Linked DNA regions of Homo sapiens: region 2 is linked to region 1. Evidence: chromatin contacts called from ENCODE Hi-C or POLR2A ChIA-PET data. All regions are on one chromosome and are shown on one strand. The core of a region is the stretch at or near the end of the contact, and the rest is flanking DNA. Distances in the headings are between cores, read along the strand shown. Region 1 holds the start of TENT5B (terminal nucleotidyltransferase 5B). Region 2 holds the start of AHDC1 (AT-hook DNA binding motif containing 1).

Region 1 (3,414 bases), core at 342-2,841:
GCAACAGAGTGAGACCCTCTCTCAAAAAATAAATAAATAGATAAAAATAAAAAATAAAAGTAACGACAATCATAAGCCTCATCCCCTAGGTCCTGTAAAGTGTGAGAGCAAAACATGTAAACATATTTTTTTTAAATTATGTTTTGTCTAGACCTGCAGAAAAACATGTAAACACATTATTCGTTCTCTAGCTCCAGAAAGGAGCTGGGTCTGCATAGGTACAGTGGAAAAAACATGCACCACAGATTCTATAGCCCTGGTTGAGGACCAGGGCCTTACTAGTTTGCTGTGTGACAGTCGGGTAATCACAAAGCCTCTCTGAGCAGATCTCTCCTTCCCTAAATTGGCTATGCTGTACATCAACGCTCATCATGCTGTGGTTTGCGAGGCCAATCAACAGTGTCTTAGAAAGCCTTTACTTTAGGGCCGGGCACAGTGGCTCACGCCTGTAATCCCAGCACTTTGGGGGTCGAGGTGGGTGGATCACAAGGTCAGGAGTTCAAGACCAGCCTGGCCAATATGGTGAAACCCCCGTGTCTACTAAAAACACAAAAAAATTAGCCGGGCTTGGTGGCGCATGCCTGTAATCCCAGCTAATCGGGAGGCTGAGGCAGGAGAATTGCTTGAACCCGGGAGGCGGAGCTTGCGGTAAGCCAAGATCGCGCCACTACACTCCAGCCTGGGTGACAAAGCGAGACTCTGTCTCGAGAAAAAAAAAAAAAAAAAAAAAAAAAAAGGCCTTTACCTTGGTATGCAGAGTTTATTATTATTATTAATTTTTTTTTTTTTGAGGCGGAGTCTCGCTCTGTCGCCCAGGCTGGGGTGCAGTGGCGCAATCTCGGCTCACTGCAAGCTCCGCCTCCCGGGTTCACGCCATTCTCCTGCCTCAGCCTCCCGAGTAGCTGGGACTACAGGCGCCCGCCACACACCCGGCTAATTTTTTGTATTTTTAGTAAAGACGGGGTTTCACCGTGTTAGCCAGGATGGTCTCGATCTCCTGACCTTGTCATCCGCCCACCTCGGCCTCCCAAAGTGCTGGGATTACAGGCGTGAGCCACCGCGCCGGGCCCAGAGTTGTTTATTATACCTTTCCTAGGCTCTGGAAAACTGCCAGAGCATGAGCAGTGCTGTGCAGAGTTGATCACGTGGCTCAATCTCTTTGGGCTTCTGAAAATAGCAGGACAAGGCTAGGTGACTTCTCAATTTCTTCCAGCGCTAAAAAAAAAAAACAGAAACCTGGAATTTCTCAGTGGTCTGACTCTGCTACAAACTCCGCAGGTCACTTCCCTCCCTCCTGACCCTGGCGGGGCGGGGTGGGCGCTGTCCCTTTAAGTCCAGGCCCGGGCCAATCACAGTGAACAGAAGTTCTTTAAGGACCAAAGGAGGGAATTCAGCCTGAGAAGGAGGGCGGGGCAGGGGCGTGCCCTCTAGCCAATCGGAATCTCCCTAGAGAACAGTGACTCACGTGCAAAGCTCTACAGACCAGTGTCCGGAGCGTTCAGAGGCGGGGCGGCTCTCGCTGTTGGCAGCGGCCCGGACCAATGGGCACGTCGCCCGCGGCCTATAAGAGTCCGCTGGGCCGCGGGCTGCAGGCGCTAGGGTCGGTTAGTCGTCGCCGTCTGAGGTGTTCCCTGGCTTTGTCTCGCCGTCGTTGCCGCCCCGTCCCTGCCTTCGTGCCCCCCGCCTTGGCCCCTGCCCAGCCGCTCTCCCTGTCCTCCTCCCCTTAACCACCCCCACGGTTTCTGCCGTCGGGGCCCGGGGGCCGGGCGGATGATGCCGTCGGAGAGCGGAGCTGAGCGCAGGGACCGGGCGGCTGCTCAGGTGGGGACGGCTGCGGCCACGGCGGTGGCCACGGCAGCCCCGGCAGGCGGCGGCCCCGACCCGGAGGCCTTATCGGCCTTCCCCGGACGGCACCTGAGTGGGCTGAGCTGGCCACAGGTGAAGCGACTGGACGCTCTTCTGAGCGAGCCGATTCCCATTCACGGGCGCGGCAACTTCCCCACGCTGAGCGTGCAGCCCCGGCAGATCGTGCAGGTGAGAGGACGCCAGGCGGGGGATGTGGGGGAATCCCTTCTGAGGCTCTCGTGGCTGGAAGGCATTTGTAGTCTGTTTGACTTTCTAGACAGCTAGGGAAACTGAGGAACGGGGACATGGCTGTAACAATTGCACAGCATTATGAATGGTAGACCAGACCTCCCCCTGCATCTACTAATCCTTCCCCACCTGGCTTTTCCATCTCGACTCTTGGAGAACCCTGATTCCCCACGGATCACTCACCCAGGGCCTGGCTGGGAGAGGGGAGGAGGATGTCAAGGGCATTGGGGGAAGAATTTGTCTCTGCCTGCAAGGACAAAAGACGCCAGGTGGCCCTGGGTGGGTAAGTGTGCATGCTTGAGTCCAAAATAGCTTTTCCTTCCCTATCTGGGCATCCCTGGACCTCACCCTCCTTTCCTCTCTCGAGGTTCTAGGAGCAGCCTCTGCCATTGTGCTCCTACAGCCTTTTGCTGGAGAAACCCCCCCTTCCCCCTCCACCCCGTGGAAAAGCCAAGAAAACTTGTCAGGGACTCCCTCTCTCTCAGCTGGGGTTGTGGCCCAATATTTATTAAGCCGAAGGTCAGACCTGATACCCCACCCCCAAGGGCAACATTAAGTGACCAATTTAGGTGTTTCTTCTCCTTCCCAAGATTGGAAATGAAGGCCAACCCAGGCCTCAGGCCCCACGTCCTCTCTCTCCTGAGGAAAGGGAGAAGAGAATTCTGACAGCCCCTCCCTCCTCCAACTCTTCCCTTTATCTGAACCTCAACGACCCCAAGACTGCTTTTTCATCTGTACAGCCCAGACGCTGTCATGTTCTGAAATACCACAGTGTGGTCATTATTGTACCCATTTTATAGCTGGGGCAGTTTGCCACCCAAGATTACTTAATGAGGTGAAAATCAAACCTAGGGAATTTTGGGTCTTCCCAGGAGCAGATTACAGTAGGTTCAATGTTTTCCCACCCCTTCCCCGGCTCCCAAGGTCAACTTCTAGGTGTTAGGGAGGGTCCTTTGATAAAAGAAACCAAGAAACCCAGCGAGGACTCCTGTGCGTTCCTGCCAACTGATGGCTTCCTTTGGATGAAGTAGGCCTTTCCCCTGCCTCCTACTACCTTGGCTTCCCACAGAGGGGGAGGGTTGCCTGCTGGGGGATTACCTCCCCCACCCTCCCAAGGAACTAGGAACTGGAGGGGGCGGGGGCAGATTCTCCTTGGCTGACTCACACGCGGCCCAGTGGAGTTCGCCGAGGCATTCCTCGGCTGCTCGCTGTCACCTGGGTGATTAGGAAACCAGTCGAGGCTTTAATCCCCGGGACAGTCAAGTCATTCCTGGGGCCCCAGCTGCTGCACCTCCAGGATTGTGGCCCCAGGCATGGCAG
Region 2 (3,414 bases), core at 405-2,904, 590 kb before region 1:
GCCTCTCCAGTCGGTCATGGCAGCCCCATGATGCCAAATCAATAGTGTCCCGTTTAGAGCCCTAGACCTCTCCTATTACTGCTGCACACACCCTCTGCCAAGGGCCAATAGAGAGTGTTCCCCAGATCCCCTCTCTTGTCCTCTGGGGGTACTGGACTGCCATAGAGAAGGAGCTTGGAAGGAGTGAAGGTGTGGGGAAGATAGTGACCAGGGAGTTGCGGTTGGCAAAATGTCACCAGCTGCCTTTGTCACACACTGGCCAACACCCTGCAAGGCCAAAGGAAGAGTCAGAAACAGGTAGGCCAGAGACAAAGGCACTGCTCTAGGAACTTCAGACCTGGAGCAAGATAGACAAGGCCAGCAGACACAGGGTGTGGAACATCAGACACACAGATGAGGTGGTCCAGTGAGGTGGGACCGCCGCAGGGCCAGTCAGGGCCGGCGTTGGTAGACACCTAGGACACAGGACACGACAGCCACTATGCATTATTCATCTCCGTGTCCCTTGCAAGCCCTGCATACCTCAGTTAACATTTGTTGAAGTGCCAAGAAAGGACACACAGACACAGGGAGAGAAGGTCAGTTACAGAAATGGAGGGAGTCACAACTCCTTGTCATAGCCCAGGGGTTAAGCTTGTGGGGTTTGGAGTTAGTCAGACCCTGGTTCAAATCCAGCTGGGTTCAGCCACTTGCTAACTGGAGAACCTGGACCTCAGTGCCCCCATCTCTAAAATGGAAATAACAGCACTATTTTACCGCAGCAGTTCAGCCATCTCCGGGGGCGGTAACAAGGCCCCCAAGCAGCGCACATTCCCATCTGTGGGATAGGCTAGGCAGGGGCTGGAGAACACATGTGACCTGAAGAGGAGGTAGGTGAAAGTGCTGAGCCCAGCCCCCGGCCGCGGCAGGAGGTCAGCACCGTTCAATCTGAATCCTGCTTCCTGACACAACGCAAATGCTCAGCAGAATTCGGAAAAGGGTGTGTGTGTTCTATCTGCGGATTATCCAGGACTTTTGAGCCCTCGCCGCCCTTGGACATATAGGAAAGCTGGGAGTTGCAAGGGCGAAACCGAGGTCGGAGTTTGAGAGGAGGGGTCACTGAGTGAGGAAGCAGCGCTGGCTGGGTCTCCCCCGCTCCCCCGCCCCAGCAGCCCTCCCGCCATATATACTTGAGCTTTACTCAATAAGAAACCTTTTCAGAAAAGGATAACGTCCCCAGATTGAGAGAGCCGGTCCTCTCCTCTGCCCTCTCCCCCTCCCATTTAATTGGGACGCCCCAGAAAGTCGCAGCCCCTTTGGCTAATCCCCTGGTTCCCTATTCCACTCCCATTCCACTCTCAGACCCCGCCCCTTCACTCCCACCCGCAACCTCCGCTCGATCCAGAGCCCCCCGGTGGAGACAAGGAACACAGGGACCATTCTTAACCCTTGGGGAGGATCTTCGCCCGTTGGTAAACGAGGACGCGCTCCAGCCAGACGAGCCCCAGGCGCGGGGTCCCCGGGGCTCCTGGCCGCGCCGTCGGAGCAGCCGGCGCGGCCCCGCCCTCCCCGCGCGCGGAGCGGCCGGGGCGGGGACTACAAGTCCCGGCGTGCCGCGCGCGCGCTCCCCCCTGGGGTTCCGGATGGTGAGCGGCGAAGGTAAGGCGAGCTCGCAGAGGCAGCGGCGGCGGCGGCGGAGACGGAGAGAGGCAGGCAGGCAGGGCGAGGGCGAGAGACGGAGGGAGGGAGCGAGCGAGGCGGACCAGACAGACAGACAGGCGGGCGGGCGGGCAGAGCGAGCCACCCGCCAGGCTGCGCTCAGCCCCGCTCGCAGCGGAGAGAGCAGAAGGCAGGAGGAGGGAGGGGAGGAGGGGGAGGGAGGGAGAGAGGGAATCCAGCTACCACCACCCAAAGCCAGCGTCTGCTTTCTGTCCTCATTTCCTTTTCCCACCCAGCTTGGAGAGCAGAGAAAGGCAGAGAGAGCGAGAAATAGAGACAGTCTGAGAGACAGACAGACAGCCAGAGAGAGCGGGAGGGAGGAGGGCGGAGGAGGAGGAGCAGGAGGACTACGCGGGGCGCGTTCCCTCCCAGGTTTGCTATTGGGGGGGGTGGGGGCGGGGGTGTCCAGGGCTGGGAGAGTGTGTGCGCGGCGGGAGGGCGAGGGGGGCGCAGAGAGAGCGAAGGAGTGATCGAGGTGGGGGGGCGCCGCGGGAGCGGGGGGCCGTGTCCAGCGGAGTTAGCGGCGGAGAATGTGAGCCGAGGCGCGAGCCATGCTGTCAGCGACGGCGGGCGGCTCAGGGCTCCTCCACGACTCCTCTCCTCAGCAGCCGGGCGCCCGCGTCGCTGCCACCGCCGGAAGACAGACGTCCCCCAAAACCCCTCGCCTGGCTCGGACCCACGGAGCCGGCAGCCCAGCACTCCGGTGAGTGGCGCCTCCTCCCCAGCCCCAGACCCCCGCTGGGGACCGGCCGGCCAGGCTCTTTTGTGCAGCGCACGGGGGGGGCCTGCGTCCCCCGGTCCGGTCCGCTGGACCCGGTGGCTGCGGTGCCCGCGGTGCGATCGGTCTTTGTTTCCACCGGGGCCCGCGGCTCGGCTGGGCTCGGCTCGAAGCCTGGCAGGCAGCGCCGGGAAGGGGGAGGGGGAGGTGGACGGGGAGGGGGGGCGGGGAGGGGGGGTTCTCGGGTTTCCTGGCCGCCCCGCGGCTCCCCCGGCTCGGGGGCGAGGTGCGCGCCCAGCGCTGCCGCGCGCCCCCTCCTCCTTCCCCCTCCCTCCGCCTTTGGATTTAAAACTGCAATTTGCTCTCCAGCTTGCTGAGAATGTGGGGGGGGGGGGAATGAAGGGGGGACCGTGGGAGCGGAGAACAAGGCTGGATTTTAGGATCGGCGCTGGGAAAAGGGGAGACTGCGGAGGGAGGAGCCCCTCCCCTCCAACCCCCAAATCCCTAGGATCCACTGGCTCTCGGGGAGTTGAGGGGCGGGGACCTAATGACCCGGAGGGGGTGTGGGGCGGAGGAGGGATTTGGGGGCGGCTAGGGCTGGAGGGGTTGGGCCGCGTGCCCGGTTACCTGGCGAACAAAGTCGGCTCACTTTTGCATAAATAAATAAATAATCGCCTATCAATGCGTTTCCTCTGGGGCTCTGATTGAATCGGCCCCCTCTTCCCCAGGGGGTGGGGTGCTGAGTGACAGCTGTCAGCCCCCTAGGCAGGGAGCTGGGGTGAATTGCTGAATCTCTGCTCGCTGCTTGAGGGCGCCTTCCCCTGCTGGGTCTGGGTCCCCGGGCAGAGCCAGAGGGGCAGGGGGCTGGCTCTGAGTCTAGGAAATAACCTTGTTTCCTGTTCTACAGGAAAAGGGACAGCAACCCAGAGTTTGGGGGCTGGGGATGAGGACTGATGGGAGCTTGGGGGGGTTCCCCAGCAGCCTGACCCCCCAGCCTC

What was found. Hi-C counts contacts between places; a loop is a spot of excess contacts on that map. ChIA-PET counts read pairs that join two places held with the same protein, here RNA polymerase II (POLR2A). Pooled maps may share reads with other maps.
Region 2: a pooled map shows a loop between it and region 1 (3-fold over the local background). The contact joins the promoter of AHDC1 here to the promoter of TENT5B in region 1. A Hi-C loop is called at or near these places in 2 of 50 pooled maps. POLR2A ChIA-PET finds 5 or more read pairs at or near these places in 3 of 52 experiments (H1, K562 and activated B cell).

Annotation. Positions count from the first base shown.
Region 1 is chr1:27,011,027-27,014,440 of GRCh38, reverse strand. TENT5B (terminal nucleotidyltransferase 5B) reads left to right here and starts at 1,591. Exons shown (of 2, transcript NM_052943.4): 1 at 1,591-2,034. The coding sequence starts at 1,771. RefSeq lists enhancers at 1,037-1,691, 1,692-2,345.
Region 2 is chr1:27,602,384-27,605,797 of GRCh38, reverse strand. It overlaps AHDC1 (AT-hook DNA binding motif containing 1), which reads left to right and starts at 1,654. Exons shown (of 9, transcript NM_001371928.1): 1 at 1,654-1,692; 2 at 1,935-2,070; 3 at 2,304-2,401. RefSeq lists silencers at 1,310-1,849, 2,400-2,479 and an enhancer at 2,963-3,012.